Regions from separate parts of the Homo sapiens genome. Here region 2 is linked to region 1. The links are chromatin contacts, found by Hi-C in ENCODE. All regions are on one chromosome and are shown on one strand. The core of a region is the stretch at or near the end of the contact, and the rest is flanking DNA. Distances in the headings are between cores, read along the strand shown.

Region 1 (2,742 bases), core at 193-2,692:
GAGAAAGACAGACAGACAGACAGAGACAGAGAGACAGACACACACAAACACACAGATACAAAGAGACACACACAGAGAGAAACAGACACACACAGAGACAGAGAGAGAGAGAGACACACACACACAGAGGTCTGAACAGAAGAAAGGAGAGAGGACAGCAGCTCCTTGCGAGAGAGAGAGAGAGAGAGAGGCAGACACACACACACACACAGACACACACAAGCAGAGAGGTCCAAACAGAAGAGAGGAGAGCAGCTCCTTGCGATAGAGAAAGAGACAGAGACAGAGGGACAGAGAGAGACAGAGGGACAGAGAGAGACAGAGAGACAGACAGACAGACACACACACACAGACAAGTCTGAAGAGAAAAAAAGAGAGGAGAGCAGCTCCTTGAGAGAGAGACAGAGACAGAGACAGAGAGAGAGACAGACAGAGAGGAAGAGACAGACAGACAGATATAGAGAGAGACAGAGGGACAGAGAGAGACAGTGAGACAGACAGACAGACAGACACAGGCACACACACTCGTCCAAACAGAAGAAAGGAGAGAGGAGAGCAGCTCGTTGTGAGAGACAGAGAGACAGAGACAGAGGGACAGAGAGAGAGACAGAGAGAGAGAGATGGACAGAGAGAGAGGGAGAGAGAGACAGACTGAGAGACACAGAGACAGAGAGAGAGAGAGACAGAGGGACAGAGACAGACAGAAACACAGACACACACGCAGGTCCTAACAGAAGAAAGGAGGAGAGCAGCTCCTTGCGAGAGAGAGAGAGAGAGAGAGAGAGAAAGAGACAGAGGGACAGAGACAGAAAGACAGACACACACACGTCTCAACAGAAGAAAGGAGGAGAGCAGCTCCTTGCGAGAGAGAGAGAGAGAGAGAGAGAGAGAGAGAGAAAGAGACAGAGGGACAGAGACAGAAAGACAGACACACACACGTCTCAACAGAAGAAAGGAGGAGAGCAGCTCCTTGCGAGAGAGAGAGAGAGAAAGAGACAGAAAGACAGACACACACACGTCTCAACAGAAGAAAGGAGGAGAGCAGCTCCTTGTGAGAGAGAGAGAGAGAGAGAGAGAGAGAGAGAGAAAGGGGGAGGGGGAGAGGGAGTGGGGGAGAGTGAGGGAGAGGGAGGGAAGGGGAGGGAAGGGGAGGGAGGGAAGGAGAGAGAGAGAGAGAGAAAGAGAGCCAAAAAGGTGGGAGGCACCTGACCTCTGCAGACTTTATAGGCAGGCTGGTGAAGGCGGTGTTTCATTTACGTAGGGCTCAAAGATTGGTTCCATCCGGCATGACATCCATAGAGTGCGTGGGGAAGGCTGGTCGCCCCACCCTAATCTTAAGCAAATGGGATTTCCAGTTGATCGGCGCCATCTTGTCTGCTTTTCTTACTGTACATGCGGTTGACAAAGAGGAGGGAAGATGGAGCCGCCATCTTGAACGTGTCTAGTCTCTAGTTCCTGCCGGGAAGATGGAGCCGCCATCTTGAAGGTGTCTAGTCCGTAGTTCCTGCCGGGAAGATGGAGCCGCCATCTTGAACGTGTCTAGTCCCTAGTTCCTGCCGGGAAGATGAAGACGCCATCTTGAAGGTGTCTAGTCCGTAGTTCCTGCCGGGAAGATGGAGCCGCCATCTTGAACGTGTCTAGTCCCTACGTTTTGCCGGCATTCACCCGTGCAAGCTCCCAGCTGGCTTGTCTATGTCTGCAGCTCGATGCAGCTCAATTTTACAGACTGCTCTTTGTTAGAAAATGATTTGGGGCTGGTTTTCATTAAAGAGAAAAGCCTTACTAAGGACTTCCATAGCCTTACCATCTGCCTAAGTGATTTCTTCTTAACTCCTATATAAATGTCTTTATTTCAATTCTCACGATGCCAAAAAAAAAAAAAAAAAAATTGAGGCTCGGTCCTTGCTGTAAAATGCATGCAAAATAATTTGCACTCTGTCAACTTCAAGTTCAGTATAATTTATACATCCTCAACAATGGTTAGACTTGGAAACTGGGCATTTCAAATCAATCAAATGGTTGATGATACCTAGATATACAAGCTGAGTCCTACTTAGTGGATTTAGCCACAGTGAATTCATTAATTTACTCACTATCTTTGTCTACCATTTCAGTAAACCTGTTTTCTGAGCTATATCTCCTACATATTGTATTATACTATATTATATTATCTGTATTATTTTAACAAAATATGTATACTAGCCTGGTATGGTGGCTCATGCCTATAATCCCAGCACTTTGAGAGGCCAAGGCAGGAGGATCACTTGAGACCAGGAATTTGAGACCAGCCTGGGCAACATAGTGAGACTTTATCTCTACAAAAGAAAAAGAGATATATGTATACTATCTTTAAATGTAGCTTATATCTGCTAATACGCAAATACAGAAATATACAACAAAGGAAGATAAACAAGATGTGAATCCTAATATAAAGTGTTTTTTTAAAAAAGTCTATAGTTGATTAAAGACTGTATTTACTGGAATTTTATAAATCCCCCCCAGTGTGTTATAAATTAATAATTTGCTATATTTATTTGTGTGCTGTCTGTGTAATTCAATTATTAATGAATACATTTGTTACATATAAATAATAAAATCTCCATCTCTGACCGCAGCCAACGCTTCATGTTAATATACTGAGAACAGCACATTAATAATGAAATAAAGGTAGAGTAAATAATGGTATTGCAGCTGCCAAGCATTTGTTGTTATTCAAACGCTTCAAAGTAATGTCTGAAAATG
Region 2 (3,022 bases), core at 453-2,952, 36 kb before region 1:
CTTGAACCCAGGAGGCAGAGGTTGCAGTGAGCTGAGATTGTGCCACTGCACTGTAGCTTGGGTGACAGAGTCAGACTCTGTCTTGAAAGGAAGGAAAGAAGGAAGGAAGGAGAGAGGAAGAAAGAAAGAAGAAACAAAGAGAAAGAAAGGAAGGAAGGGAGAAAGAAAGAAAAGACAGAGAAAGAAAGGAAGAAGAAAGAGAAAGAAAAAAGAAAGAGAGAAAGAAAGAGAAAGAGGAAGAAAGAAAGAAAACAGAGAGAAAGGAGAGAGACAAAGAAAGTAAGAGAAAGAGAAAGAAAGGAGAAGGAAAGACAAAGAAAGGAGAGAGAAAAAAAAGAAAGAGCAAGAAAGAAAAAAGAAAGAAGAGACAAAGAAAGAAAGAAAACAGAGAAAGTAAGAGAAAGAGAAAGAAGAAAAAGAAATGAGACAAAGAAAGGAGACAGAGAGAAATAGAAAAGAAAGAGAAAGAAGAAAGAAAAAGAAAAGAGAAAGAAAGAGAAAGAAAAGAGAAAGAAGAAATAAGAGAGGGAGAAAGAAAAAAGAAGAAAGAAGAGAGGGAGAAAGAAAGAGAAAGAAAAGGAAGCAAGAAAAAGACAGGAGAGAAAGAAAGAAAGAAAGAAAGAAAAGGCAAATTCCGCAAAACAACAGTAGGCCATAACAGCCTTCCCGTGGGACTTAGGCACAGTGAGAGGGCGTGGGGCGTCCCGGACAGGGTATGGGTTTGTGGGGAAAACGTTTTCTATGACACAAGCCACAAGATGTGCGACACACACAACAGAATAGTCTTCAGCCTGGAAAAGCAAGATGAACCCGGGGGACGTGATGTTGAGGGAAATAAGCCAGGCTCAGACGGACAAATACCGCGTGATCTCACCTCTACGTGGAATGTAAAAAAGTCTAACCCGAGGCAGGTGGATCATGAGGTCAGGCGTTCGAGACCAGCCTGGCCAACATGGCGAAACCCTGTCTCTACTAAAAATAGAAAAATTAGCCGGATGTGGTGGCAGGTGCCTGTCATCCCAGCTACTCGGGAGGCTGAGGCAGGAGAATCGCTTGAACCCGGGAGGCGGAGGTTGCAGTGAGCTGAGATTGTGCCACTGCTCCCCAGCCTGGTGACGGAGTAAGACTCTGTCTAAAAAGAAAGGAAAAAAAGAAAAGAAAAGAAAAGAGAGGAGAGGACAGGGGAGGAGAGGGGAGGAGAGGGGAGGGGAGAGGAGAGGGAGGAGGAGGAGGAGGGGGAGGTGGAGGAGGACGAAGAAGAAGAAGAAAAAAAAGGGGGAAACCGTTGGTAAAATGATACAAAGTTTCAGTTTGACAGAAAGGATGCATTCTAGTGACAGAAGAAAACATTGTAGCCCAGCATGGTGGCAACAGTTAATAGATAATGTATAATTCAAAACTGATAAAAGAACAGATTTTACATGTTTTCACTAAAAAAAGATTAAGCACTTGAAGTGACAGATACGTGAATTAACCTGATGTAATTATTCCACAATGATACATCTATCAAAACGTCATGTTGTGCGCCTTAAAAATATGCAAGTATTGTTTGCCAATTTTATGTAAAGTAAAAAGTTTTTTAAAACACACATAAAACATCTTTGTTCCTGAGCCGGAGTTGTCTGAAACGGTGACTTCTTTTTCTGTATGCCTTTCACCACAGGAAGGAAACCACGAAACCAGTTCCCATTTTAGAATTCAGTAGTGAAGTACAAAGGAAAAAAGTTGAAAAGGGGGATTTTTTGTGTGTGTGTTTGAGATGGAGTCCCACTCTTGTTGCCCGGGCTGGAGGGCAGTGGTGCGATCTTGGCTCACTGCAACCGCCGCCTCCTGGGTTCAAGTGATTCTCCTGTCTCAGCCTCCTGAGTAGCTGGGATGACAGGCGTGCACCACTGTGCCCAGGTAATTTTTGTATTTTTAGTAGAGACGGGGTTTCGCCATGTTGTCCAGGCTGGTCTCAAACTCCTGATCTCAGGTGATCCACCCGCCTCGGCCTCCCAAAGTCCTGGTATTACAGGTGTGAGCCACCGCACCCAGCCAGGGGATGCATTTTTTAAATTTTTTTAAAAATGTAATTTTAATTTAATTTTAGTATTATTATTTTTTGAGATGGAGTCTCGCTGTTTCGCCCAGGCCGGAGTGCAGTGGCGCGATCTCGGCTCACTGCAAGCTCAGCCTCCCTGGTTCACGTCATTCTCCTGCCTCAGCCTCCCGAGTAGCTGGGACTACAGGCGCCCGCCACCACGCCCGGCTAATTTTTTGGATTTTTTTAATAGTGACGGGTTTTCACCATGTTAGCCAGGACGGTCTTCATCTCCTGACCTCGTGATCCCCCTCCCTCAGCCTCCCAAAGTGCTGGGATTACACGCGTGAGCCAATTTTTATTATTTTTGGAGACAGAGTATCACTCTGTCGCCCAGGCTGGAAGGCAATGGCACGATCTCGGCTCACTGCAATGTGTCTCCCGGGGTCAACAGATTCTCCTGCAGTCAGCCTGCTGAGTAGCTGGGATTACACGTGTGAGCCACCGTGCCCAGCCTTGCGAAATGCATTTTCTATACAGCTGCATGACAGCAAACATGATACAGAGAGAAGATCCTTTAGCAGATGTTTGGCAAGAAAAGAGAGGAATTCCACCTAATTCAAAGAAATCAGCCAAGCCTGGCACACACAGCACGTCTCCAGGACACACAGCACGTCTCCAGGACACACAGCTTCCCAATCTTTGTTTTTCTCTACACCCTTCAACTTTCACCCTTGCAAACTCTTTTTTTTAAATTTTATTATTATTATACTTTAAGTTTCAGGGTACATGTGCACAACATGCAGGCTTGTTACATATGTATACATGTGCCATGCTGGTTTGCTGCACCCATGAACTCGTCATTTAACATTAGGTATATCTCCTAATGCTCTCCCTCCCCCCTCCCCCCACCCCACAACAGTCCCCGGTGTGTGATGTTCCCCTTCCTGTGTCCATGTGTTCTCATTGTTCAACTCCCACCTGTGAGTGAGAACATGC

Evidence for each region. Hi-C counts contacts between places; a loop is a spot of excess contacts on that map. Pooled maps may share reads with other maps.
Region 2: a map of GM12878 shows a loop between it and region 1 (7-fold over the local background). The contact joins two enhancer-like sites. A Hi-C loop is called at or near these places in 2 of 168 maps with a recorded cell type or tissue (both GM12878), 21 of 37 single-sample maps with no recorded cell type and 8 of 50 pooled maps.

Annotation. Positions count from the first base shown.
Region 1 is chrX:988,896-991,637 of GRCh38, reverse strand. No RefSeq gene overlaps it. Among named protein-coding and RNA genes, the nearest start is that of CRLF2, 220 kb to the left of the region's middle. Within about 2 kb of position 1,442, at least 11 of the 41 ENCODE cell types and tissues checked have a DNase peak (open chromatin) inside an H3K27ac peak, as active enhancers do.
Region 2 is chrX:1,025,136-1,028,157 of GRCh38, reverse strand. No RefSeq gene overlaps it. Among named protein-coding and RNA genes, the nearest start is that of CRLF2, 190 kb to the left of the region's middle. Within about 2 kb of position 1,702, at least 4 of the 41 ENCODE cell types and tissues checked have a DNase peak (open chromatin) inside an H3K27ac peak, as active enhancers do.